2 separate regions of the Homo sapiens genome follow, and region 2 is linked to region 1. A link is an interaction called in ENCODE POLR2A ChIA-PET data of the cell type or tissue named here. Cell type or tissue: Caco-2. All regions are shown on one strand. Each heading gives the region's core, and the rest is flanking DNA. Links, peaks and the distances in the headings are about the cores only.

Region 1 (9,676 bases), core at 1,015-9,014:
CAAGTGATCTGCCCACCTCGGCTTCCCAAAGTGCTGGGATTACAGGTGAGAGCCACTGCGCCCGGCCTGTCAAGATAATTTTGAAGCACAAGATGGGTGACTCACCCGACCAAATATTGAGGCTTACTATAAAGTAACAGTAAGATAATGTGGTGTTGGTTGGGGGAAAGATGGACTTTTCCATAAGGGGGCAGGGATAACTGATTAACTATATGGAAAAAACATAAAGTCAGATTCAGTGGAAACATCCCTCCCTGCAAATAAAAACTTGAGACCCCTATAGCAAGACATATAGGTTCAGTGCAAACTAGATCTTTGTTGCAAATGGACCCCACAGATGACTAGAGTTTACAATGCTCCTCCACACTGAGCCAAGTCCCTCACTAGGCTAAGAGGAACATGGAGGCCCAGAGAGAGGTGAGACCTTCCCCAGCGTCACCCAGCAAGCCAGTAATAGAGCCAGGTGTAGAGCGTAGGTCCCCCTACCCTTTCCAAGCATCCTTGCCAATTCCCCTGGCCTGTTGCAATCCCTTAGCTCTGCACAGGGCCAGAAGAAAGTGGGTGTGGGACTGGGCAAGGTGGCTCATGCCTACAATCCCAGCACTTTTAGAGGCCAAGGCAGGAGGATTGCTTGAGGCCAAGAGTTTGAGACCATCCTGGGTAATATAGTGAGACCTCATCTCTACAAAAAATAAAAAGAAGGCTGGGTGCAGTGGTTCACGCCTGTAATCCCAGCACTTTGGGAGGCTGAGGGGGGCAGGTCATGAGGTCAAGAGATCAAGACCATCCTGGCCAACATGGAGAAACCCTGTCTCTACTAAAAAAATAAAAAATAAATTAGCTGGGCGTGGTGGCACGCGCCTGTAGTCCCAGCTACTCAGGAGGCTGAGGCAAGAGAATCACTTGAACCCGGGAGGTGGAGGTTTTAGTGAACTGAGATTGTGCCACTTTACTCCAGCCTGGCAACAGAGTGAGAATCTGTCTTTAAAAAGAAAGAAAGAAAGAAAGAAAGAAAGAAAAGAAAAAAATCAGCTGGGCGTGGTGGCATGCGCCTATAGTCCCAGCTACTCGGGAGGCTAAGGCAGGAGAATCACTTGAACCCAGGAGGTGGAGGTTGCAGTGAGCTGAGATTGTGCCACTGCACTCCAGCCTGGTGACAGAGTGAGGAAAAAAAAAATCAACTGGGTGTGGTGCAATGTGTGTGCAATGTGGTGCGCCTGTAGTCCCAGCTACTCGGGAGGCTGAGGCAGGAGAATTGTTTGAACCCAGAAGGCAGAGGTTGCAGTGAGCTGAGATCACGCCACTGCACTCCAGCCTGGTGACAGAGTGAGACTCCATCTCAAATAAATAAATAAATAATAAAAAGAAAAATGTTAGTCGAGTGTGGTGGTGCGCACTTGTAGTCCCAGCTACTCAGGAGGCTGAGGCAAGAGGATCACTTGAGCCCAGGAGTTTGAGGCTGCAGTGAGCCATGATTGCACCACGGCACTACAGCCTGGGCAACTGAGACTCTGTCTCTAAAAAAAAAGTGAGGGTGTGGATGGTGCCAGAAAAGAAGGGTTGGTGCATCTTCAGAATTAGGCGATGGGAAGGACAAAGAATGAGCCTGCCACCTGGGCTGGGTCACTTCCAGTTTTTTTTCTTTTCTTTTCTTTTCCTTTTTTTTTTTTTTTTTGAGTTTTGCTCTTGTTGCCCAGGCTGGAGTGCAATGGCATGATCTTGGCTCATTGCAACCTGTGCCTCCCGGGTTCAAGCGATTCTCCTATCTCAGCCTTCCAAGTAGCTGGGATTACAGGTGTGTGCCACCACGCCTGGCTAATTTTGTGTGTTTTGTAAAGACGAGGTTTCACCATGTTGGTCAGGCTGGTCTCGAACTCCTGACCTCAGGTGATCCTCCCATCTCAGCCTCCCAAAATCCTGGGATTACAGGCGTGAGCCACCATGCCTGGCCAGCCTCCAATTTTCTGAGTTAGCCTTTTGAAAACTGCCAAGAGGCTGGACACGGTGGCTCACGGCTATAATCCAAGCACTTCGAGAGGCTGAGGCGGGTGGATCATTTGAGGCCAGGAGTTCGAGACCAGCCTGGCCAACATGGCAAAAACCCATCTCTACTAAAAACACAAAAATTAGCAGGGCACGGTGGCATGCGCCTGTTGTCCCAGCTACTTGGGAGGCCGAGGCAGGAGAATCACTTGAACCCAGGATGCAGAGGTTGCAGTGAGCCAACATGACGCCACTGCACTCCAGCCTCGGTGACAGAGTGAGGCTGTCTCAAAAAAAAAAAAAAGAAAGAAAGAAAGAAAGAAAGAAAGAAAACTGCCAAGAATGCAAAAACAGCACATCAGGTGATGGGCCTATTTCTGCCCATTACCCAGGGGAAAGAAGAAGGTTTCCAAGGAATCCAGCCCAACATAATTGATTTGGGCCTTTCTAGAGAGAGCAGCTGGCTCAACCATGAGAATAAAGCTGTGTTTTTGTAAGGCAGTGCAGTGTGGTAGGGAAGGCATTGGGTTCTGGTGTCTGATGGACTTTGTTTCAAATGCAGTGGCACCACTTCCTGGCTGTGTGACCTTGGACAGATGTCTTCACCTGTCTGATCCTCAGTTTCTTCATTTGATAAATGGAAATAATAGTCCTTTTCTACAGGTTGGTTGTAAGGATTTAATGTGCCTGTGCATTGGAGCAGCACCTTACCTGGGCAGGGTGACACTTGAACAATATCAAAATGATCCTTGACTGCTATGACACTCAATGAAACACTCGGCTTGCAGTTAGGGGTCATATTGTTCAAAAAATTCATATCTTTAGGCCGGGCACAGTGGCTCATCCCTGTAATCCCAGCACTTTGGGAGGCTGAGACAAGCAGATCACTTGAGGTCAGGAGTTTGAGACCAGCCTGGGCAACATGGTAAAACCCTGTCTCTACTAAAAATACAAAAATTAGCCAGGCATGGTGGCTCATGTCTGTAGTCCCAGCTGCTCAGGAGTCTGAGGCAAGAAAATGGCTTGAACCCGGGAAGCTGAGGTTGCAGTGAGCTGAGATTACACCATTGCACTCCAGCCTGGGTGACAGAGCGAGATTCTGTCTCAAAAAAGAAAAAAATCGTATCTTTAAATACTAGAATCATATTCAATGCAGTAGGAAACTAATATCAAACAAGGCATCAAGAAATCAAACACCAATTGAGATAACAGATTTCTGTCTTTTACTGACTTGCACTGTCTAGAGTAGCCATTGAGTGGAATGAGACATAGTTACCTGCACAAGTAAAATTCTCTCTCCCTGGTATACATCTGTTGAAATCTATTGGCACAGAGCTGGCACATAAATGTGAGCTGGTAAGATTTACATATGTATGTAAATCAACACCCACTACATTATATATAATATATATTTATATATGTATATATAATATATATTTATATGTATATATAATATATATTTATATGTATATATATTTTATATATATAATTTTATTTTAGAGATAGGGTCTCACTTCGTCATCCAGGCTGGAGTGCAGTGGCACAATCAGAGCTTGCTATAACCTTAGATTCCCGGGCTTAATCAATCCTCCCGCCTCAGCCTCCCAAAGTGCTGAGATTATAGGCGTGAGCCACTGTGCACGACCTGATATTATTTTTAGGGAGTCTCCCAGTAAGAATATTTGACAAGTCATAACATCTGAAAATAACTCTGGTTTGGTGGAAGGAACAGGTAGATTGCTTTCTCTTTTATTATTTATTTATCTATTTATTTATTTTGAGATGGAGTTTCTCTCTGTCACCCAGGCTGGAGCACGGTGGCATGATCTCAGCTCACTGCAACCTCTGCCTCCCAGGTTCAAGTGATTCTCCTGACTTAGCCTCCCAAGTAGCTGGGACTACAGGCATGGGACACCACACCTGGCTAATTTTTTTTTTTTTCAGTAGATATGGGGTTTCACCATGTTGGCCCGGCTGATCTCGAACTCCTGACCTCATGATCTGCCCACCTCAGCCTCCCAAAGTGCTGGGATTACAGGCATGAGCTACCATGCCCGGCCTCTTTTTTTAATTTTTATTTTTCTCTACTTAGATGGGGTCTCGCTATGTTGAGCAGGCTGGTCTCAAACTCCTGCCCTCAAGTATTCCTCCCATCTCGGTCTCCCAAAGTGCTGGGATTATAGGCATGAGTCACAATACCCAGTCTAGATTACCTTCTGTTTATTTGTTTTTTCACAGGCAGTGTTACAATCTGGGGAGTTGTGTCAAAAACAATACACTCCACAGAAGACTCTGCACCTGAGGAAATTATATTGTGTTCATCTACAACTTCAACTCTGTTTAACAAAGGGAAAGACAATGTCTCTCCAGCTGTACTTAACAGTTCACCAACAACTGACAAGACATCAACATCTGAGTCCCAGAAGCATACAACACCAGCTGCTCCTCCAACCTCTCCACAAACAGCAGCTCTAATGGGTCCACTGAGCAGACAACTTCAATACAAAAAACTCAGGAAGAGAAATTAAACACAACTATCAGCACAACCTCCAAGGGTACACTGCTGCCAAATTCCATCATGACTTCTACATTGAAGGACCAGGGAGGGATATCAAGAACCACAGCTTTATCCAGCACGGCCTCTTCAGTTGAGACCCCAAAACAGAATCAGGAAACTCCAATTATAACTCCATCAGCATCAAACACCACAGTCAATGGGACACAATCATCAGTGTCCATTGGCTTTCAGGAATCAGACACAATCACATCCCCAACAGCACTGAACACACCAGGCAGTGATGTTCAATCATCTGGGTCCATGGCAACCACTGTCTCTGGGAAGTCAGCTATAACTACATCCCCAACAGCAAAGAGCACGCCAGGCCATCATGTTCAATCATCCGGGTCCATGGCAACCACTGTCTCTGGGAAGTCAGCTATAACTACATCCCCAACAGCACTGAACAAAACCACTGGCATAAAAGAATCTTCACCCATGACAGCCAGCGAAGTTATGCACACTACCTTGCTAAACACAACCACTCTCGGGACAACTCTTCTTGGAACAACTACATCTGAGACTCAGGAAGGAAAAACTACAGCTGCATCCTTATCCCCAACAACCACCTCCATGATAAGCAAGTTGTCTGGAACACATCATAACACAGTCTCACAGACACCTTCCCATCTGGCAGAATCAACCTCCAGTGTTGCCACTGCTATAATCCAGTCACATGAGATGACAGCTGCTCATTCCACAGGCCTTCTCCCCAGGTCCTCGGAAACAACAAAATCCTCTGCTGTAACTGGGGCCAGTCAAACCTCCCCTAAACACACCCAGAGTAGTGGTCCCAGAGTTGGAGCCTGTGCTTTGGATGAGTATGCAGGTAGCAGGGGAGTTTGTATGTGCAATGACAGCTACTACTTCCACGCGGGTAAGTCTGAGGAACTCATGTGAGTAAAACAAAGAAGAGGTGGGGGCCAGAGTGGACACCATAATTCTGTGAAGTCTCAAAGGGTCCAAAGGGTATGAGAGGGCCAGTGAAGTTTGGTAAGACGTTGGCATCTTCTGAGTCCACCTGGGTAGAGGTGATTTCTGGTGGGAAGACAGGCAGCTGGGCATATGGGATAGAGTGCACAATTTTTCAGCTCCAGCCCCCAGGACTCTAGCTACTGTCCAGAGATGAAACTTTCCTGGGGGAAGGAGCTGCACCAAAGACAAGAACTGTAGTTCCAGCGGAGGCCTGGAAGGCCAGGTGGAAAAACTAAGGCAAAAGTCTGACTGTTGGGGCAAGTCAGTGTGGCAGATATTACAGAAAGGCTGAGTTCACAGGGCCTCCGACAGGCAGTGCCACAAACTCCCAGATCCATCCTCTGCAGGCCTGAAGCTGGGTCTAAGACAGCAAAAAGATAATAATATCCCCCAAACATATGTTCTTCACGGTTGAAATAATTCTAACCTCTCCTCCCCCAAGCATTTAAATTTAACAAGTCTGGGCGCAGTGACTCATGCCCGTAATCCCAGCACTTTGGGAGGCTGAGATGGGAGGATCACTTGAGGGTGGGAGCTCAAGATCAGCCTGGGCAACCTAGTGGGATCCCATCTCTACCTTTTTTTTTTTTTTTTTTTTTGAGACGGAGTGTCATTCTGTCGCCAGGCTGGAGTGCAGTGGTGCAATCTTGGCTCACTGCAACCTCCGACTCCCTGGTTCAAGCGATTCTCCTGCCTCAGCCTCCCAAGTAGCTGGGATTACAGGCACGTGCCACCATGCCTAGATAATTTTTGTATTTTTAGTAGAGAGGGGGTTTCACCATATTGGCCAGGATGGTCTCAATCTCTTGACCTTGTGATCCATCCGCCTCAGCCTCCCAAAGTGCTGGCATTACAGGCGTGAGCCACTGCGCCAGACCCCTGTCTCTATTTTCAATAAAATATAATAAAATATACTTAACAAAATTCTGCTTTTCCTAAAATGACTATTGTGTCTTTTTTTAAAAAAATCTAATTCCTTTAAAAAATATTTCTTTGGCATTCCTGCCTTGGTCTATTGGGTAGTCCTGCCTTGGGATGAAGCTTTTGTTACATGCAAAACCGGCAGTGCTTAACTTATGGGTCACTGTTTTCCAAAATGTATTTCCTGGGACACCAGTGCTATGTGATTGCAATAGACATTTCACTTAAAAAAAAAAGTTCTATTGTCATATACATTTGGGAAATGCTGGATTCAACAAAATTGTGTCTCGACTGAAGAACTTTTCAGAGCCTTTAATATTCCACTGTTTCCTGTGACTTCCTAGCAGCAGATTATAGCATATATTTCCTAAGATTATTTGTTCCTAGAATCCTCATTCTAAGGAATGTTCATGCAGCACCTTGGGATATCTATTGCAGAGCAGGGGAGCTAAGCAGGGCTGTGCAAGGTAGAAGTCCAATCCAGGTGGTTTTTAGTCAAGCCTTGAGGCAGATGCTGGCCCATTAGAGGGTTGTCACTACCTCAGCAGACTCTCAGTAAAACCAGGGTTATGTGCCAACTTGTACATGCTGCATGTGCCCCTCCACAGAAAATATGACGTACATCATCGAGTTTTTACACATTGAGAATGAGACAGCTTTTCCTTTTGTGTTATTTCTTTCCCCCTGTGGGTAAGAAGAACATGGGCTCTGCCAGATAAACTGGGTTTGAACTGTGTCTCATTTTCTTTCGCTAGGTATACGACTGCATTTACCTACCAGCTATTATTAATATGATTTGGCACTTTGTATCACAATATACGATTGACTGCAATTGACTGCAACAACAGAATGTTACGTGACTGACAAACTCCCCCTCCTCTCAACAATACGCATTGATGAATATAAAGCATCTGCTCTTTTTTTTGTTTTGTTTTTTTGAGACAGGGTCTTGCTCTGTTGCCCAGGCTGGGGTGCAGTGGCGTGATCACAGATCACTGCAGCTTGGACCTGCTGGGTTGAAGCAATCATCTCACCTCAGCCACTTGAGTAGCTGCAACTACAGGTGCACACCACCACACCCAGCTAATTTTTAAAATTTTTCGTAGAGATGGGGTCTCACTATGTTGCTCAGGATGGTCTTGAAGTCCTGGGTTCAAGTGATCCTGCCACCTCAGGCTCCTAAAATGCTAGGATTATAGGCGTGAACCACTGCACCTAGCAGCATCTGCTCTTAAGTTACAGCTCATCCCTCTGACCAAATATGCCTGCCAAAATAGAAACAGTAAACTTTAAAAAAAGAAAGAAAATTATATTTAAATTCAAAGTAATAAAACAAGTCCAGAAGTGTTTTGCATTGGTATTTCCATTATGTTTTACTTTTTACCATTATTATTATTATTTTATTATTTTTAGGACAGGATCTCACTCTGTCACTTAGACTGGAGTATAGTGGCATAATTATAGCTCACTGCAGCCTCAAACTACTGGGCTCAAGTGGTCCTCCTGCCTCAGCCTCTCCAGTAGCGGGGACTACACCTGGCTACTTTTCTTTTTCTTTTTTGTAGGGACAAGGCTCTTGCTATTGCCCAGGCTGGTGTCAAATTCCTGGCCTTAAGCAATCCTTCTGCCTCGGCCTTCCAAAGTGCTGGGATTACAGGCATGAGCCACTGTGTCCAGCCAGTTTTCCATTTTTTTTTTTTTTTTTTTTTTTTGAGACAGGGTCTTGCTCTGTGGCCCAGGCTGGAGAGCAGTGGCACAATCACAGCTCACTGCAGTCTCGACCTCAGGGGCTCAAGCGATCCTGCCACTTCAGCCTTCTGAGTAAATGGGACTATAGGCACATGCCACCATGCCTGGCTAATTTTAATTTTTTTTTTTTTTTTTTTGGTAGAAAGGGAATCTCCCCATGTTGCCTAGCCTGCTCTTCAATGCCTGGATGCAAGCGATCCTCCCGCCTTGGGCTCCCAAAGTTAACTTTTTTTTTTTTTTTTTTTTTTTTTTTTAAGACGGAGTCTTGCTCTGTCGCCCTGGCTGGAGTGCAGTGGTGCAATCTCGGCTCACTGCAAGCTCTGCCTCCCGGGTTCACGCCATTCTCCTGCCTCAGCCTCTCTGAGTAGCTGGGACTACAGGCGCCCACCACCACTCCCGGCTAATTTTTTGTATTTTTAGTAGAGACGGGGTTTCACCGTGGTGTCGATCTCCTGACCTCGTGATCCACCTGCCTCGGCCTCCCAAAGTACTGGGATTACAAGCGTGAGCCACCGCGCCCGGCCATAACTTTACTTTTAAATTACTAACTTTTAAGCAGTTCATTCAAAATTCAATAGAAAGTATGAAGAGAGCAGATGCAAAAAGAAGGGAAGGTTAAGTATTAGCTTCTCATTCATCACTCAAATAGCACTGGTATTTGGCATGTATCAGTTAGGATACTTTGTGTTGCAAGTAGCAGAAACCCAACTCTAATTGGCTTGAGTAAAATACATAAATGTTTTTTAAAAATTGAAAACATGAGCCTAGCCAACATAGGGAGACCCTGTCTCTACCAAAAATATTGAAATGAGCCAGTGTGATGGCATGCACCTGTAGTCCCAACTACTTGGAAGCAGGTGGGAGGATCACTTGAGCCTAGGACTTTCAGGCTGTAGTGAGCCAAGAGTATGCCACTGCATTTCAGCCTGGGTGACAGAGAGAGACCCTTACTCAAAAAAAAAAAAAAAAAAAAAAAAAAAGGAAAACATGAGGCCAGGCGCAGTGTCTCACGCCTGTAATCCCAGCACTTTGGGAGGCCAAGGTGGGTGGATTGCTTGAGTCCAGGAATTTGAGACCAGCCTGAGTAACATGGCGAAACCCCATCTCTACAAAAAATACAAAAATTAGCCAGGCATGGTGGCATGCCTGTAGTCCCAGCTACTCAGGAGGCTGAGGTGGGAGGATCACTTGAGCCCAGGAGGTGGATATTGCAGTGAGCCAAGATTACACTCCAGCTTGGGCGACAGAGTGAGATCCATCTCCAAAAAAAAAAAAAAAAAAAAAAAGAAAAGAAAAAGAAAACATGAAACAAAATAAAACAAACTTTGTTGGCTCATGAAACTGGACCTGCAGACTCTGAAGCCCCTCCCTCCAGGTTCTCAAGCACCCCCATCCTTCCCTCAGGGCTCTCTTCCATGAGTTTAGACTTCTCCAGACTGAAAGAGTCATTGACTCCAAGCAGTCTAGGCCCCTCGAAAAAACTACAAGGCC
Region 2 (9,676 bases), core at 991-8,990, 430 kb before region 1:
AGGTGCCAGGTCTGGTGCGCAGCATCCTGAGGTCTCCCTCAGATGTCTGTGTTCTCTCCAAAGTGTTGACAACTGGTGACTCGGACCCAGGTTTCTGAGCCCTGACACTCCTCCCCTGCACCGCAGGCTTAGTGACGCCGAGCAGCTGCCAGGGACATGGCTCTGCCCGGGAGCCAGGCCGGGCCCAGAGCAGACCCCTGCCTGCAGCCCGGCTGCTCTGCAGGTGTCCTCAGCACTCCCCCATGTGGAGCAGGTGCCCTGGCATGTCACATTGTCAGCGCTTTTCCATCTGCCACTCAGTGTGGGTCCTGCAGCCAGCCCACCAGCCCTGGGCCCTGACAGGAGAGAAAAAAGGAAAAAACAGACCCAGGAGTGAGCGAGTGTTCCTTGAGCATCTTCTGTGTGTCGGGCACTGGCTGGAGGCTGCTGCTGGTGGCTTCTGCTGTCACACGGCACTCAGAGTCTGAGAGAGAGACAGATATACAACAGAAACAGATGCCAAGTAGGAATGGCACCATGTAGAAGGGTGACAGGGGCCCATAGGTAATGGCAGTGGCAGTGCTGGTTTAAATTGGGGCATTCTCTCCAAGGAAGTGACATTCTGGAGGAGGTGGGGTTAGCAGAGTCAGGGCTGGAGCATGCAGGAAGGAGGCGCAGCACCAGCTAAGCCCCGAAGCAGGAAGAAAAATGCAGCTTTCAAGAATGTCACCTTTGCAGAGAGATTTTCCCTGACCTCCCTCTGCAAAGTACAGCACTGCCCCCACCCCAGTTTTTTTTGTTTTGTTTTGTTTTCTTGGGTTTTTTGTTTGTTTGTTTTTTTATGACAGAGTCTCACTCTATTGCCCAGAGTGGAGTGCAGTGGTGCAATCTTGGCTCACCGCAACTTCTGCCTCCTGGATTCAAGTGATTCTCCCACCTCAGCCTCCCAAGTAGCTGGGACTACAGGTATGCACTACCGTGCCTGGCTAATTCTTATATTTTTAGTAGAGATGGGTTTTTGCCATGTTGCCCAGGCTGGTTTCAAACTACTGGGCTCAAATGATCCATCTGCCTCAGCCTCCCAAAGTGCTGGGATTACAGGCGTGAGCCACTGCGTCCAGCCCCTCCCCGCATACCCCTGCATTTTTTAATCTCATCCTCTCACTTTGTTTTATTCAAAATGCTGATCACAAATTGTACCTCTCAGCCAGTTGTGGTGGCTCACGCCTGTAATCCCAACATTTTGGGAGGCCGAGGTGGGTGGATCCCCTGAGGTCAGGAGTTCAAGACCAGCCTGGCCAACATGGTGAAACCCCATCTCTACTAAAAATACAAAAATTAGCCGGGGGTGGTGGCACACGCCTATAATTACCCAGCTACTTGGGAGGCTGAGGCACGAGAATGGTTTAAACTTGGGAGGCGGAGGTTGCAGTGAGCCAAGATCATGCCACTGCACTTCAGCCTGGGTGACAGAGTAAGACTGTGTCTCAAAACAAAACGAATTGCACCTCTCATATATATTTGGTTTTGTTGGGAATTCTCTGCACTAATGGGTGAGCTCCCTGAGGCAGAGTCCAGGCTCCTCTCCAGCACACCTGTAGCCCCAGTACCTAGCACAGCGCTGACACCAAGGAAATATTACATGGCTGCCGAGATATTGTAAGCCAGGAGGGTACCTGAGTGAAAAAAGGCCAGTGTAGGTGAGGTAGGGTGTGAGGAGGGAGGGGCAGGAGACAGACTAGAGTGGAATCATAGGGGTCAGTAATTAGTGGGGACTCGCTCTGTGCTGGGAAATAGGCCAAGTCCTGCAGGCATATCTCATTTAATTCTCACAACCCTATGAGGCAGTTAATGCTCTTATCCCCAGTTTACACGTTAGGAAACTGAGGCACAGAGAGAACATACAACCTGCCCAGTGTCACACAGCGTGGAACTGGTGGAGATGAAATTTGAACCTGATGAGTCTGTGCCCCAGAGCCATGTCCATAGAATCAGGTCCACCCTCAAGGTCCAGATCGTGGAGTCTTGGAGGCCCCTCTGGTGTTTTCACATAAGGGCACTTGGAAACCACTGAAGGTTCTAAGCAGGCAGATGATATGATCCGGTTTGTTAATTGCAGAGTACAGAGACCCCCTGGAGAGTAGATTGGAGGGGTGAAAGTGGAGGCAGAGGCCTGGAAGGGCCCCAGAGGACCCCAGCCATGGGCCAGGCCCCACCAGCCCATGGAGTCTGGCCTCGAGACTGTGTGAGCAGCTTCCTCCCTCCCCTTGGTCCCCAGGGCTCCTGGGGTGAGAGCAGTCTGACCCCCTCACGCCCCCGACATCCCAGAGTCTTTACAACAGCATCACCTCCCTTCCCACCAAAAGGCATGGCCATCAGGTAGTGGAAGAAGCAGAGCTCTGGACATTGTGGGGTCTTGTTTCTAGGCTGGTGTGGCTGGGTGGCCTGGGACAAGCTGCCACACCTCCCATTTGTCTGTGTAGGGCGCGGCAGCCCAGGTGCCTGGCTTGCTGTAGGCATTAAATGAGGAAACGTGTGACAAGATACTCCTAGAGAACAGCTCTTAATTTTCTGCAGGTTCTTTTTGAGAAACTGGTAAGAATAGATGGACACTCTTCCCATAAAGATGCACATCCACCAGAAAGTGTTGGGTACAGTTTTAAGGGCCTGGACCCCTGAAGCCCATCCACAGGCCAGCTGGGCTTCTGGTTAAGATCAAACAGAGGACATAATGGAGGAGGAGGATCACCTTAAAATATTTTTTAACGTTTTTTAAAACATGGAAGATTTTAAAGGCTGTGTAAGAGACTTGCCCTGGGGAGCTGCCCTGTGTCTGAGCCTCCCAGCGAATAGCAGCCCCTCCTGTGCCCTGGCAGGCATCTTGACCAGCAGAGATCAATGGGCCTCCTTTGCCTGGGATGGAGGGCTTGGCAGAGCTGCCCTTGCTACTGTCTCCAAAATGTTCATTTTCCATCCTTTCCCCCCCTTCTCTGTGCCCTCCCACGCCCCTTCTCCCTGCCCAATCCCCACCTTGCTCCCAGGCGATAGAGACCTACTTGCTGAATGTCTCTCCCGGGGGGCTGACCTACATTGCCGAGTGGCGAGGGGGGATTCTGGACCACAAGATGGGGCACCTGGCCTGTTTCTCCGGGGGCATGATCGCCCTTGGCGCCGAGGATGCCAAGGAAGAAAAGAGGGCCCACTACCGAGAGCTCGCAGCCCAGATCACCAAGACGTGTCACGAGTCATACGCCCGCTCAGGTAACCCTGCAAGGGGAAGGGGCAGCAGGAGAGACTGAGGCTAGACACCAGGAAGAACTGGAAAGACCGGCAGCAGTGAGCGAAGGGAGCACATGGCCTTAGGGAAGCCTCCCCTTGGAAGTTAAGTAGAATTTGAGAGAGGTACTCTCCAGGCTCCGAGACCATACCCTGAATGAAAGGGAAACTAGTACAGACACAGGAAGCGCTTTGCATGTACCTGGTACTCTTCCGCACTTGACACAACATCACTGAACCTCACCACACAGATGAGGAAACTGAGGCTCAGAGATTACTTGGCCAAGGTCCCTTGAGAGGGGCACAGAGTAAAGGATCCTCCAGCCCCGGAGGCAGAAACGGCGGCTTCCTGAGCCCGGCACATGTCCCACCCTGAGTCTCCTACTTTCAAATGTGCCTCTGCCTTTCCCCCGGCACCCTCCTTAGAGGGGGTTTCACCGCCTCCTGCTCCCACCTGTTTAGTCGCCCTCTTTGACCCATGATCACCGGAAAGCCTGAGAGCTTGGTCCTCCCCACCCACCACTCACCACTGAATTGTCCGATGCTAGAATCAGAGGTCACATTTGAGAGCCTGAGCCTGGCTCCTCATTCTACACAGAGAAGTGGAGTCAGCCCAGAGAGGGGAAGTGACTTAGCCAAAGTCACACTGCACATGAGGAATTGATCCTGGGCTGGAACCCAGGCCTTCTGATGCCTGGTTCCACCCCGTGCGCAAACTGCACCCCTCAGAAAAATCCCCAGCCCCCGTGTGGTCCCAGGAGACGCCCACCGCTCTGAGTGGTAATCCCAGTGTTGGTTGGAGGGGACGACCCAAGATTTGCAGTAAAAATCCCAGGCTCAAGCAGCGCTTGACAAAATGACTGTTTTCTGATGGCCAGGAGCCGCTACACCATTTGAAAAGATTAGAGAGGCCAGATGGGCAGCCTCTGTTTTCTTATCTGTTCGATGGGAATCATGACACAGGTCTCAGAGTGAGGCACAGGGTCCCATGAGAAAGTACCTTGGCAGCCACCTTTGGCCAGCAGCACTGCAGGCACTTGCTGACCGCCCATCATGATGTGTCTGTGCCCGCCCCAGCTGAATGGGGTCTCCTGGAGCTGTTTCCAGGAAGTCAGAGATTCGCAATGGGTCTTTAAAACTGGTTGTCCATTCTCTTCAAAGAGCTTGCTCTGCCAGGGCCATAAACAAATAAGAAATCTCAGGACTAATAAAAGGCTCGCTATTTGTCTGAGACAATCAGCCCAGACCATAAAAGACAGCCGCTTAATAAAGCATATTGTTCTAGCCAGCCTCGGCTTGTCCTGTGGACGCCTGTAGCAGTGGCTCCTGCCTTCACCCCACTAGCGACTTGGCAAAATGACTGTTTTCTGATGGCCAGGAGCCGCTACACCATTTGAAAAGGTTAGAGAGGCTAGGGTCTAGCTAATTCCTCTTCCCTGAAGCCCTCCATGGAAGAGCAGGAAGTCCTGCAAACCTCTAACCCCTGCCTCTAAAGTAAAAGCAACCTAGGGCCTCTCAGGGTTTTGAACCCTGGTAGTAGGGAAGAGGGCTCACATTAGGAATGGAGCTGGGGACTTGGGTGACCTGGACAGGAGGGACAGGCATTAAAGGGAGAAGGATCTGGCCCTCATACCCTACATGTTGGGCCTATGAGGGTTAGACCCAGGAGGGAAAGAGCACCGCCCTAGGAGAGGCATCAGACACATCCAGGGTCAAGTCCCAACTCAGCCACAACTCGCTGTGTTACCTTGGGCAAATTACTTAGCCTCTCTGATCCTCAGTTTCCACATGCGTGAGAGGGATAGTAGCAATTACCTTACTAAAGAAACATTTTTTAAGGATAGAAATAGTGTATTAAAGCACCCAGCACGGCCTTTGAAATCATAAATAGTGGCTACAGAGGTGGTTATAATTATGGCCATATGACAAGAATGACAGCAAATTGCCTCAAAACCAAACAGTGACAATGACAGAACCCAGGCTCCCTCAGGCCCTCCTTCCTCAGCTCCCTCTGTGGGAGTAGGTGCATTCCTGGGCAATCTTCCCTCCATCTCTACCTCAGCTGTTCCCAAACTCTCGAAGTTTGTTCTGGGAGGTGTTAAAAGCAGTTTTCTAAGACAAAGGGTCCCAAGGAGAAGCCTCATTTCACATTAGCATATTAAAGGATCTGATAAATCCTGCAGATGGGAGACTTATTTTGTTTAACCCTCGGTTCCCCAGATGTGTTGAAACCCGAAACCCTCTTGGCTGAGGTCTGGCTAACCTCTTGCAGAGCTATTGCCTCAAAGTACACAGTTGTGGAACCCCGCCCAAACCTTCACCTACCCAGACTGCTGAGTAGCTCATTTGGACTCTCAGAGTCCAAAGCTGCTCACATTTCCAGTCCCCGAGGGTCTTGTTCTGTCCAGCCCAGGCCAAGAGGGAAGCTGTGCATCTGCCCGGTGCAGCCTTACACAGCAGTCCAGGCAGGGGCACCCCACACCCACACACACCTGACATCACCCTGGCCGCGGGTTCAAGGCAACTGACATCTCTCCTGGATCCCGAAAAGCAGGAGGTGGGAGGTCTGACCTGGGCCCTCTGCTTGGCTGTTTCCCCAGACACCAAACTTGGGCCTGAGGCCTTCTGGTTTAACTCCGGCAGAGAGGCCGTGGCCACCCAGCTGAGCGAGAGCTACTACATCCTCCGGCCAGAGGTGGTGGAGAGCTACATGTACCTGTGGCGACAGACCCACAACCCCATCTACAGGGAGTGGGGCTGGGAGGTGGTGCTGGTGAGTGGGCCCCAGGGATGGGCAGCAAGGTGCTAGATGCCCCTGAGAATTTACAGGCTGGGTGCTAGGTGCCCTGGCTTGGGCCTGGAGTGGAAGGCCAAGCCACGTTGACCTCTGACCACAGTTCAGAGTGCAAAGGGTCAAGGTGGTGGTTACAGAGCCAAGAGTCCCCAGCTGGGCAAAGTTGTCCTGAGACAGGACAGGCCAGACTTGTGAAGAGGGTTCTGAGTGCCCATATCCTTGGGGCCTGGGACCAGGCCTCAGCAAACTTAGAGGGTCAGAGGCTAGGCAGCTGCCTAGAGCACCACGCAGGCACCACGCGGCCACCGCTGTCCCAACAGACGCTTTCCTGATCTCGAAGCTGGGCAGCTCACCTCCACCTCCCTCCTCTTCCCACAGGCAGCCCAGCCTGAGGGACCCCCCCACCCTAGTCTCTACTGGCCCTTGAGGCCTACCCTGCCCTCAGCCTCCGGCCCCACACCTAGGTGGAAATTTAATGGCTGTCTTGGGGGAGGTGTCAAAGGCAGGTGTGGGGATTCCAGCAGGTTCCCTGGTGGATGCTGAGCCTTCTCTGCCCCTATCTCCCCCACCACCCCCGTGCCCATTCCGAGCATTGCACTCAGACGGGGTCCAGGGCATGCTCAGGTTTACTGGCCCTGTTAAGTCCACCTGCTTCCCCAGGACCATTGTTCTTGGCCTTCAAAGGCCAAGCGTCTTGTGCTCCTATGCCCAGTCCATAGACCCCCTCCGTGGGTAGAAATTGTATTTATCAGCCTATAGGCAACACGGCAAAACCCCATCTATACAGAAAAATACAAAAATTATCCAGGCATGGTGACGCACGCCTATAGTCCCAGCTGCTTGAGGGGCTGAGGCAAGAGGATTGCTCGAACTGCAGAGGTTGAAGCTGCAGAGTGAGCTCTGATCGCCCCACTGCCCTCCAGCCTGGGCGACAAAATGAGACCTTGTCTCAAGAAAAAAAAATGCATTTATATAGAAAGATGAATGGCTTGGCTCACTTGCCTCCAGCCCAGGGGCCATCTCTCCTGAGAATCCCTGGAGTACCAAGTCCGTCCCCAAATCCCAGCCCATGGCCATCACCCGTGGCTTCTCTTCACCTCTGCCTACCACTGTGGGTGAATCTGTAAGACCAGCCTAGTCCCCTGAAACACAAAGAGAAGCTTCCTCTAAGTTCAAACCAGGTGAAGAGCTCAGGACAGGCAGCCCATCGGGCCAGAGCTCTCAGAGGTGTGGGTGGAAGGAGTGTGGCCCCTCCAGCCTGGGGACAGGTGGCTAAACCCCGAAAGAATAATTTGACCTTCTGTTCCCACAAATGCCAGGAGTCCCCAGCCAAGGGGTGGGGGTGCTGTCTGCTTTCTTCTAGCTCCAGCCTGCCAGGCATGCACAAGTCTTGAGGGGCCTTTCCTGTCCCGTGTTAAGGCTGTTTTCCTCCTCCTCTTCCCCTTCCTCAGGCCTTGGAGAAATACTGTCGGACAGAAGCCGGTTTCTCTGGGATCCAAGACGTGTACAGTAGCACCCCCAACCACGACAACAAGCAGCAGAGCTTCTTTCTAGCGGAGACACTAAAGTGAGCAGTGTGGGCTCTTCCTAGGGATGGACAGGTGGGAGGTTGAGGGTAGGGGTCCGCAGTCCCTCCCCTCCACAGTCAGGTTCTGTGGTCACAGGACGGGAGCCCAAAAGGGGTGAAGGGCTTGGGATCCAGAGGGCTGCACCCCAGGTGTGAGCCTTGGGCCAGGCCGCTTTCTCGGAGAGTGAGACTGGGCTAGAATCCAAGTTCCCTAGGGACGCACCGTGTGATACCGCAGGTTCCTTCAGTTTCTCGCTTATCTCCCCAGGTTGCTTCCGTTCTGGGAACCGCGTCCTCGTGTGTAAAATGGGATAGGGTTAACGATGATGATGTCAGTGCTGGTTGCTGGCATTGACTTTCCCTCCTGTGGCCTCTGCAGTGTGGCTGCTGTGCCCTCCTCGATTTCATGCCATGGAAGTTGGCCATCCCACTTCCTCACTGTTCCCCAAAGCAAGCCCCTTGTGCTTTAACCCTTTAGGGTGGGTCAGAATGATCAGTTCCTTCCAGTGAGGAAAAAACCCACAACCTGGAAGCTGGAGTTCTAGAGTCACAACCCCATGTTCTTCTCAGTGCCCCAATGTGTACTCTGAATATAGAGTCTTAGTGGGCAGCAGCGGGGCACGTGAGAGTCAACTGGACTGCAGCAGCCCTCAGGCACCCCTGCAGAGAATCTGGACCATAAGGGCTCACATACAGGGCCGGGCAGGTGAAGCTGGCTGATGGCAGAGCCAGGGTAAACTAAGTCCTTCTGACCCCAAAGCTCAAGGCTTTTCTCTGCAGCCACAGCCTCCTTCCCCAGGACTAGCACCCCCACCCTGCTGCCCACAGTTTTGGGGTTGCAAGGCTCCAGACCTTGACCATAGGCCTATCACAAAGGCCCTGAGACTTGTTCCCAGGCCCACCCTTCTTCCCCAGGCCACTGACAGACTGTGTCTTGCTTCCCTGCCCTGCGTGGGGCACAGGTATCTCTATCTTCTGTTCTCTGAAGATGACTTGCTCTCCCTGGAAGACTGGGTGTTCAACACCGAGGCCCACCCACTCCCGGTGAACCACTCAGACAGCTCCGGCAGAGCCTGGGGCAGACACTGACCCCATCTCCTGCCGCCGCCCTGGGGCCGCCGCAGGGATGCCTTGCCTTTTCAGGATTTGAGACTGTTCTCAAAGGGATTGGGAACGAAGGCCCCATCTCGGGCAGACCCCCAGCAGATGTGTCGGACAAGCAACTTCTTTTCCTCTGTGAGGAGACAAGACTTGGAGACTCAGCGATGTCAGGCCAGGGCCATGGCCACACTGGCCCACACATTCCTTTCTACAGAGAATTTCTATGAAGCCCACTCACTTGCCATTCCAGGGCCAAAGGACCGGAGGTTTGCATATCCGCCCCTTGTATTTGATTTGCTTCCTTTTGGTTTCTTGGTTTTTGTTTTTGCTTGATTTTGTCTTTTCTCTACAGTTTAGTTTTGTCACAATTACACATATAGTTTTCAAAATCATGCACTTTCTAAAATGGTGTCATCCTGAAAAACAAAACCCAGTGTTTGCACACACACAAAATCTTGACCCCGTTATCTATATTTTAAATGCTTTTTGCCCAACACTGACCCTATGTTCAACTTTGTGTCATTTACCTTATAATTTGAGGAGGGGTTTCCCTTTGGGCCTCAGTGTTACAAATTACTAGTGCTATTTTCATTATTATTGTAATGGAAAAATCTGTGGACTAGAATAAAAGAGTTTATTGAATAAGAAATATGATTGGGCTCATTGCACATCAGTGACTCCTAGAAAAACCATTGCAATGTTACCATCAGAAATAATAATCAGCCAGCAGTTGATTTAAGGTATAATTTAGTAAACGATTCCAACTTCTATTACCTCCCCTGAAATCGGTCCTGATATATTCGAGAAGCATGAGGCCAGCCCTTCAGATGCAGTTGTTTATTTATACTCAGGTTTAGATTGGGAAGAGGCCCAGGGAGGAGCAGCAACTTGCCTGAGGTCACACAGCCCAAAAAAGGCAAAGGAGAGTCTCGCCCCTGCCGTCTCCTGGCCACCCCAGT

The links. Peaks named below come from ENCODE experiments on the same cell type or tissue, not always from the same donor. Only the 100,000 strongest peaks of a DNase experiment are listed, where the experiment ranks them.
Region 2: POLR2A ChIA-PET joins it to region 1 with 16 read pairs; 2 of 35 experiments call an interaction of 5 or more read pairs at or near these places.

What each region holds. Positions count from the first base shown.
Region 1 is chr1:26,205,494-26,215,169 of GRCh38, forward strand. No RefSeq gene overlaps it. Among named protein-coding and RNA genes, the nearest start is that of CATSPER4, 20 kb to the left of the region's middle. In Caco-2, for the core only: no CTCF peak of the experiment used is centred there; no DNase peak of the experiment used is centred there.
Region 2 is chr1:25,775,085-25,784,760 of GRCh38, forward strand. MAN1C1 (mannosidase alpha class 1C member 1) reads left to right here. Exons shown (of 12, transcript NM_020379.4): 9 at 3,021-3,240; 10 at 5,856-6,028; 11 at 7,501-7,616; 12 at 8,579-9,366. The coding sequence ends at 8,705. Among named protein-coding and RNA genes, the nearest start is that of SELENON, 20 kb to the right of the region's middle. RefSeq lists enhancers at 116-285, 4,888-5,510, 5,511-6,133, 8,638-9,260. In Caco-2, for the core only: no CTCF peak of the experiment used is centred there; a DNase peak (open chromatin) is centred at 5,574.